Linked DNA regions of Homo sapiens: regions 1 and 2 are each linked to region 3. A link is a contact called in ENCODE Hi-C or POLR2A ChIA-PET data. All regions are on one chromosome and are shown on one strand. The core of a region is the stretch at or near the end of the contact, and the rest is flanking DNA. Distances in the headings are between cores, read along the strand shown.

The links. Hi-C counts contacts between places; a loop is a spot of excess contacts on that map. ChIA-PET counts read pairs that join two places held with the same protein, here RNA polymerase II (POLR2A). Pooled maps may share reads with other maps.
Region 1: a map of A673 shows a loop between it and region 3 (4-fold over the local background). The contact joins the enhancer-like site here to the promoter of CFAP126 in region 3. A Hi-C loop is called at or near these places in 2 of 168 maps with a recorded cell type or tissue (A673 and CD4-positive, alpha-beta T cell) and 2 of 50 pooled maps. POLR2A ChIA-PET finds 5 or more read pairs at or near these places in 2 of 52 experiments (CD8-positive, alpha-beta T cell and PC-9).
Region 2: a loop to region 3 is called in a pooled map, with 2.0 times the contacts of the local background. The contact joins the promoter of ARHGAP30 here to the promoter of CFAP126 in region 3. A Hi-C loop is called at or near these places in 1 of 50 pooled maps. POLR2A ChIA-PET finds 5 or more read pairs at or near these places in 4 of 52 experiments (A673, BJ, HepG2 and 1 more).

The regions. Positions count from the first base shown.
Region 1 is chr1:160,996,025-160,998,797 of GRCh38, forward strand. F11R (F11 receptor) reads right to left here. Exons shown (of 10, transcript NM_016946.6): 10 at 1-2,773. Among named protein-coding and RNA genes, the nearest start is that of F11R, 24 kb to the right of the region's middle. Within about 2 kb of position 1,432, at least 19 of the 41 ENCODE cell types and tissues checked have a DNase peak (open chromatin) inside an H3K27ac peak, as active enhancers do; they include PC-9, where a contact is called at or near this core.
Region 2 is chr1:161,068,535-161,071,234 of GRCh38, forward strand. It overlaps ARHGAP30 (Rho GTPase activating protein 30), which reads right to left and starts at 1,357. Exons shown (of 12, transcript NM_001025598.2): 1 at 994-1,357. The coding sequence starts at 1,090. NECTIN4 (nectin cell adhesion molecule 4) reads right to left here. Exons shown (of 9, transcript NM_030916.3): 9 at 2,464-2,700. RefSeq lists an enhancer at 650-1,196 and a silencer at 1,093-1,242.
Region 3 is chr1:161,366,488-161,369,254 of GRCh38, forward strand. It overlaps CFAP126 (cilia and flagella associated protein 126), which reads right to left and starts at 1,389. Exons shown (of 5, transcript NM_001013625.4): 1 at 1,355-1,389; 2 at 1-14. The coding sequence starts at 1,381.

The DNA.
Region 1 (2,773 bases), core at 182-2,681, 370 kb before region 3:
GCATTTAAACACAGGCCAATGAAAAAAGCTAAATTAAAACGTAATTATCAAGGTAATGGAAAGATATCCTAATCTCTTAATTAACAAGACTATCAGGAATATTTTGAATGTCCAATCACTCTAGGAGTCCCAATTCTCTTAAGGTAAGAACTTCAGGATTTAAACAAACTCAATGTGAAAATAAACATTTATTATAAAAATTAGTTTTGACATTTTAAAGTGAATGCAGACAAGGTGTTTTCCAGTTCAAAAGGTCCATTGTAAGCTAGAGAAGTAAATTCCAAGGCTGGCAATAACTGACTCATATTCTTCACAAGTGGCCTAGACAATAAGGAACCATTCACCTCAAATTCACAGAGCCATGAATCACCTCTGCTTCCCCATGACCTTTTCCATATCCTTCCTACTCTGTCTTCCAACCATGACACAGAACTGAAACATACTTTAAAAATCTCATCCTTGGCTAGGCACGGTGGCTCACATCTGTAATCCCATCACTTTGGGAGGCCAAGGCAGGCGGATCAAGAGGTCAGGAGTTTGAGACCAGCCCGACCAACATGGTGAAACCCTGTCTCTACTAAAAACACAAAAATTAGCCAGGCATGGTGGCACGCACCCGTAATCCCAGCTACTCAGGAGACTGAGGCAGGAGAATGGCTTGAACCCGGGAGGCGGAGGTTACAGTGAGCCAAGATCATACCACTGCACTCCAGCCTGGGTGACAGAGCGAGACTCCGTCTTTAAAAAAACAAAACAAAACAAAACAAAAAACAACAAACTCATCTTTACTGAACCATTTCATAAGCTCTACTTTATTTGTCTAGTTGGATTTCATTTCTTCTGGAAAATTTATTGTTTATTGGCATGTGACCCTTGACTGATGGCTTCATTAGCATTTTGTTTTTCTTTTTGGATCCTTAATAGAAAACTCAATTCTGTTAGGGATTTCCAAATAGGATAGGGCAAAGTCGCACTTAGTATATCCTCCACAGAAAGAAAGAAGCAAAATCAAGCCAAGAGGGCCCTTTACTTGTCCTCTTGCTAAGTTAATAAATAGACTGGTGGATGGTGGTAGATGGAGAAACAAAAATGTAAGGGCAGAGAAGGGTCCAAATGGGGAGGAAGAAAGCAATGACAGCCAGGCTGTCCGGCTCATTCCTGTTCATTCACATGCAGACCACCCATGATCTGGTCTTCAAATTTCTTCTGAATTCCACCCCACTAAATACAGTAGCAGTTACTACTTTAAACTACTACTAAAGCACTTGTTCTCCAAATGACCTGAGAAATCCCCTTGCCTCAGCTCTGGGACAGTAGTTCCTACAGCTGTAGGGAGGTCTGTTAATGCACCTGGCTGAACAGGAGGTACAAGAGTAAGTACCTTCTCTCACTTGGTGGAACAGGCCAAGGAGATCCCCCAAGTACAGCATCAGCTTCACCCTGTGTACCTTCCTCCAGCAAAGGAAGGCCTGGCCACAAGAGGGCTCTGGAATGAAGGCCTGAAATTCAGAAGCTCTGCCTTGAGATAAGAACCAGGAAGGGGCAGGACCAGGCACTGGGAACCAGCCCCAGGTTGCTGGGAAGCAAGGCTTTGAGGCATTTTCCTGTTGTACAAAGGAGCCTAGGAACCCTCAAAGACCTTTTCCCCTACTTACTTCCCACAAAAAAGAGCCTTGACAAACCAAGGTTTTATTTCCAGCAACATTCAGCTGATACAAACACATAGAAATACAATCTCACCAAAGAGCTAAGAAGCCCTCCAACACACGCCCAATTTCAGCATACAGCTAAGACTACACAACACACACACAAGCTCAACAAAGAGCTAAGACCACTACACACATCTCCACAGCACCACAGGCACATCTCAAAAGGGTCTGTCCAGTAGTTCCAGCCAAGGGAAGGGTGATGGCCTAAGCCACCAGCTCCAGCTTTCTTTTCTTTCTTTTTTTTTTTGAGCTGGAGTTTTGCTCTTGTTGCCAGGCTCCTGAGCAGCTGGGATTACAGGCATGCACCACTATGCCTGGCTAACTTTGTATTTTTAGTAGGGTTTCTCCATGTTGGTCAGGCTGATCTTGAACTCCTGACCTCAGGTGATCCGCCTGCCTCAGCCTCTGGGATTATAGGCGTGAGCCACTGCGCCCAGCCTCCAGTTTTCTTTTCTTTAGAGCAGCGGTTTTAAATCCTTTTGGCTTCAAGTTCTCTGAAAATTTACTATGCTCTCCACAACAAGAGCTCCCATTTTCCACAGACACAGTCAATGTCAGTCAGCTTGTATTCAGGAGGACAGGGCAGAGGGATCCCAGTGGCACTTCCCATGGGAAGACAGAAGAGAGTGGGCCCCAGAGATGGAAGGACCCCAGTGTCATCACCAAACAACCATTTCAGCCGCTCTAGCCTCTAATTCCCGCTCTAGAACAGCTGGCCCTGGTCGTCAGTACACAAGGAAAGAGCCCAGAACCAAGCTCAAGATACCTATTCAAAGATCCCTGCCAGCCAGGTGGGCAGTTGAGTGCAGATTCCTGCGACCCCCGCCATTTTTGCTGTCTACTTAGAAGGGAAGTCAATGGCATACCCAGGATTCCTTCCTGATCCCTCAAAGAAATGGGGAATAAACACTTTAAACAAGTTCCAGGCCACTCAGCAGTGGTAGGAAAGGGAGGGAGGGCATGAAGGAGGATGGGGCACATAGCTGACATTATTAAAAACACATCCGAAGAAGTAGGGGGCCCTGTGGGGTGTAGAAGACAAATAAGGCATCCTGTGAAACTAC
Region 2 (2,700 bases), core at 107-2,606, 300 kb before region 3:
ACAAAGAGGAAATGACAGATTGGGGTGGGGTGGAATGGGGTGGAGTGGGGAAAGAATTATGCCTTTCTCTAGGAGGAGCTTGAAGTGCCAAAAACAAGCTGGGCTGGGCAGCCAGGGTGCCTGGGTTCAATTTCAAATTGAATCAAGAAATGATTTTGAGTGGCTGCTCCATGCCAGGCCCCGTTGTGAACCTGATATTGTCCCTGGTCCTTCTGGCTTCAAAGCCCACTCTAAGGTAACCCAGGGAGGGAGCTGGGTGAGCTCCACAGACAGCTCCACACCCACCCTCCTTTGCACCCTCCACCTCCAGCTTCAAGCCAGGCCTCACACCCTCTCTTTCATTCTTCCCCATTTCAGCAGCTTCTCCCCTTGCCCCCCACTTTGAACCTGTTTCTCTTTTGCACAGGGACAACAAGAGAATCACAAAGACTAGGGGCAGAGGTTGTTTCCAGCCCGACATCATCCCCTGCGGCCCAGCAAGGCTGCAGTGGGAACAGAGCCCATGACCTTGTCCTTGGGTGTTCTCCAGCCAGGAAACCACCCGCCTCAAGGGCCATCTTGAGACCCTTCTGGGGCCATTTCCCTGTCTCCTTTCATTCAGACCTAAGGATAATCATTTCCCCTTCAGCCACTCCTCTCCTGACCCTGTCGCCTCACCCTCCCTCTCCTGTTCCCAGTCACCTGCCCGCTGTTTCATCCACTCCTCCTCGGTTTCCAGTCTCTCCATCCTCCCCCTCACTGCTACCTGGGTACTCACATTCTCATCCCCTCAGCCACCCCATCCCCAGAAAGTTACACAAGGGAGCCGCCCTGCCTTCTTCACTGAGCCACATTTCCTGTCTTGCCCACTTACAGTTCTCTTGAATGGTGACCCCAGGCCACTGCCCCTTCCCCAGGAGCACCGGAAACTGCTTCTGCCCTTCAGGCTGGATCGGGCTGCAGATGCCCAGTGCCTCCCCACCCACCCTGCAGAAGCTGAGCCGGCCTCCTTACCCTCCTGGCCTGAGTGCTGCAGGTGCTCCTGCAAGTCGCACCCAAAAACCCGCTCCTTTGCGCTGCCCTTCTTCTTTCCTTTCTGCCGAGACTTCATGGCCAGAGCCCCAGGGCACTGGCCCGGTCACCTCTATCCCCCAAGACCTGTGCCCTACCAGTCCCCCATGGGATCCCAGCCAGCTGCTGGGCTTGGCCCGGCCCCAGGGGGGCAGGGCTCCCAATTGGGGGTGGAGGGTGGCCTGGGCAACGGGCAGCAGCTCCTGCCCCTGGGGCCCCGGCCACACGGAAGTGGCTGTTGAAGAGGAAGCTACCAGGACCCTGGCAAGAAATTGTGTCCTGTGTCTCGTGGCCCAGCCTGGCACTCGCCCTCCTCGCCCCGCTCAGCTTTAGGGGGCAGGAAGCAGTGCAGCTCCTTAACCCACTTCCTGTTAGAGCATCTTTGCAACCACAGGGCCTAGGGTGGGGGAGGTAGCTGACATTCACATCCTCACCCTTTGCTTGGACTTCATTCATTGGTCAGGGGAGGTGATGTCAGAGCCCTGGGGTGGGGTGATGGCGTCTGTGGTGTGAGCAGGTGACCAACTCCCTTAGAGACCAGAATTCTTGGGTCCAAGGTAGAGACCTGGGGCTTGCCTGGGAGCAAGTTGACACAGGGCTGTAAAAAGCACACTCACAAGGGAGGATGCCTGGGTTCTGCCTCTGATGGATCTAGCACCTCAGTCAAATCGCATTACTTCACTGAGCCTCAGTTTCCAAACCTAGGAAAATGAAGGGAGCAGACTAGAGGACCTTTAAATCCTCCCACCTCTAAGAGTCTGTAAAACTCATTTAACTTGAGTTTCAGTTTCTTTACCTGTAAAAAAGGGTACACTGCTGCCTATTTCACATAGCTGTTGTTGAGTCTCCAGTACAATAAGGAATTCAGGCTGGGCGCAGTGGCTCACGCCTGTAATCCCAGCACTTTGGGAGGCTGAGGCGGGTGAATCACCTGAGGTCAGGAGTTCGAGACCAGCTTGGCCAACATGGTGAAACCCTGTCTCTACTAAAAATACAAAAACTAACTGAGCATGGTGACGGGTGCCTGTAATCCCAGCTATACGGGAGGCTGAGGTGAGAGAATCGCTTGAACCTGGGAGTCGGAGGTTGCAGTGAGCTGAGATAGTGCCACTGCACTCCAGCCTGGGTGACAAAGTGAGACTTCATCTCAAAAAAAAAAAAAAAAGGAATTTAAAACACTTTGCAAACTAAGGTACTGGCCATCCTCGAAAGGGTTCTTAGCTTCACTTTCCTACCAGGGGACTCTCAGAGATGGCCAAAGGCCTTGTGGAGGCCAATTCTTTCCCTTCCCTCCCAGCTACAGGCATCCTAAGTCTTCCCCTACTTGGGACTACAGGAAGGATGGTACCGAGACAGAGAGTATGTGACTCAGAGCTTACACAGTTCAAGGGGCAAGACAGGAGCCAGACAGAACAAGTTTTGTCTGTTTATTTAAAAACAGAATATCATTTTATGTACAAATATGCACATATTTACATAAAATGTACATGTTAGGATCTTAGATCTTCAGGCTCCACATTCGAAGTCCTAGGCTGGCTGGGGAACGAAGGATGGGAGCCTCTCCCTTAGGCCAGAAATCCAGCAGATTTCAGACTAAGAAGAGTTTGGGTACTAAATCTAGGTATTCTGGCTGAGTGTATCTGGGTGGGC
Region 3 (2,767 bases), core at 139-2,638:
AAAGCCTTTTCATACTGTGGAGAGAAAGATAAGTAGCCCTATGAGACTTCAAGGCCCCAAACCCAGGAAATGAAGACTAGGCACAATTCTTTAGATTTGAAGACCAAAGGCCTGACCAACCATGTAGGCTTTAAGTCACTATGACAAGGGTGTAATTTGTTTGGTCTAGATGTGTGCTGTCCAGCATGGAGCCGGGAGCCACATGGAGCTGTTGAGCACCTGAAATATGACTAGTTCAAATTGAGGTGCTTTGTAAATATGAAATATGCTGAATTTTTAAGTTTTTTTCTTTTCTTTTTTTTTTTGAGATAGGATCTTGGTCTGCCACCTGGGTTGGAGTCAGTGGCATGATCCTAGCTCACTGCAGCCTTGGACACCTGGGTTCAAGCGATCCTCCTCCCTCAGACTCACAGGTAGCTGGGACTACAGGTGCATGCCACCATGTCCAGCTAATTTTTAAATTTACTTGTAGAGACGAGGTCTCACCATATTGCCCAGGGTGGTCTCAAACCCCTGGCCTCAAGCGATCCTTGTGCCTCAGCCTCCCAAAGTGTTGGGATTACAGACGTGAGCTACAACACCCAGCAGGTTTTGGAGATTTAGTACAAAAAAAGAACGTAAAATGTCTGATTATAATTTTTTAAATACTGATTAAATGTTGAAATAATATTTGGATTTATTGGGTTAAATTCAATATATTTAAATTTTATGTTTTAATTTTTTCATGTAGCTACTAGAAAATTTAAAATTACATTTGTGGGTCGCACTCTTTTTGTTGGGCAGCACTGGTCTAGATCAGGAGTTGGTAAACTATGGCCTATGGGCCATATCCATATTGCTGCCTGTTTGGGGATGGCCTGAGAGTAAGGGTGATTTTTATAGATGAACATTTACAATTGATTCAGTCAAATGGAACACTAACTTTGAATCCCAGTTAAGTGAAATGTTTTCTCAACCCCCAAAATTCCATTATTTTCATTAGTAGTACAAAAAATTGTACTCAGTTATATTTTGAATTTGTCAAAAATGTTATGGAAAAATGTTTTTCTTTAATTATGCAAGTAGCTACAGAATATTTTTGACTTTGCCACTTGGCCTGCAAAGCCTAAAATTTTTACACTCCGCCCTTTTACAGAAAAAAAATTGCCAACTTCTGGTTTACACCCTACAAATTTAACCAAGAGATACCTTTGGATCGCCCCTGGGCTCTCTCTATCCCTGAGGAGGTAAAATATTATCTCACTCCACTCTCAGCTATCTGTTCAAAGATCAGAATCCTATGAGAGGGGACAGTCCAAAGATAGAATCTGAAAAACAAAAGTAAACGTTAAAGAAATGGAGAATGGGAACTTACCTGGTTGGCACTGTAGTTAGTGGCCATGATCTTGTGCTGTTTACACTCGTTGCTTGGCAACTGCAGAAGGCCGACCTCCTGGGACTACCAATGAGCAGAGGCTGCCTTTCTCTTCTGCTTATTATTATTCACTTCCTTGGCTCACACTGCCCCCATTTGTTTTCTCTGGAACTTAGATTCATTTTTATTTTACAGACGGGAAAGACTGAGTAAATGTGAGAAAATTAGCTGAATAGCCACTACTTTTTTTCTGGCATAACCTACCCCTGCTTAAGAACTTCCACGGGCCTTTGATTGGGGTTTTTAACCACTTTAACAAACCATGTAACCCTGAGAGCTATGCTTGTTGGACAACATGGTGTAATGTACCACAGGCTGTAGAGCCAGATACTGGGGTTTGAATCCTTATTCAACATGGGAACATAGGAGCTATATGACATTAAACAACTGTCTTGTCTTCACTAAATTTCTATCAACTCATTTGTATTGTGGGGATAATAGAGCCTGCTTTTACAGGGTAAGTGAGATAAAATGAATAAAGTGTCTAGACAATATCATAGCATAGTAGGTATTCAATCCTGGTGAGATCCTGTTTATAAGGCCCACTACTTTGTCTTATCAGGCAGAATAACAAAGGAACAATATTTAAAAAGCAACTAGCTCAAATCTGTCCCCAGAAGGAAAAACATATCTTGTCCTTGGTCCTTAAAAAATTTCCTCTGTCACTGTCTAGAATCAGCACCTAAGAACACAGGCGTTTAGTGTTGACTGGAATAAAATGGAATCGGGTGCTGGTGCAGGGAGATTGAGCAGGGATGAAGAGAGAAAATCACAGAGTGGAAAGGATCAGGTTTGGAGAGTTCAATGGGGGGCTGCCAGGACATAAGCCTAATATGTGTGGGACAAGGAAACCCCTCTGAAACTCATAAAATGGTATTGTAATACCCATCTATGAGGTGGTTAGGAGAATTAATAAGTAAGTAGAACTGTGCTTTGTGAATTGTAAAGTGAATTTATATATAAGGTGTCAAGATGAAAGGGAAAAACTAAGAAATAAGTTGCCCAAAGATATCATTAGGACCAGGAGACCATTATAAAGTATATCCAGGCCGGGCACGGTGGCTCATGCCTGTAATCCCAGCACTTTGGGTGGCCGAAGCAGACGGATCACAAGGTCAGGAGTTCGAGACCAGCCTGGCCAACATGGAGAAACCCTGTCTCTACTAAAAATACAAAAAATTAGCCAGGCATGGTGGTGCATGCCTCTAATCCCAGCTACTCGGGAGGCTGAGGCAGGAGAATTGCTTGAACCCGGGAGGCGGAGGTTGCAATGAGCAGAGATCATGCTACTACTGCACTTCAGCCTGGGCGACAGCGTGAGACTCCGTCTCAAAAAATAAAAAATAAATAAAG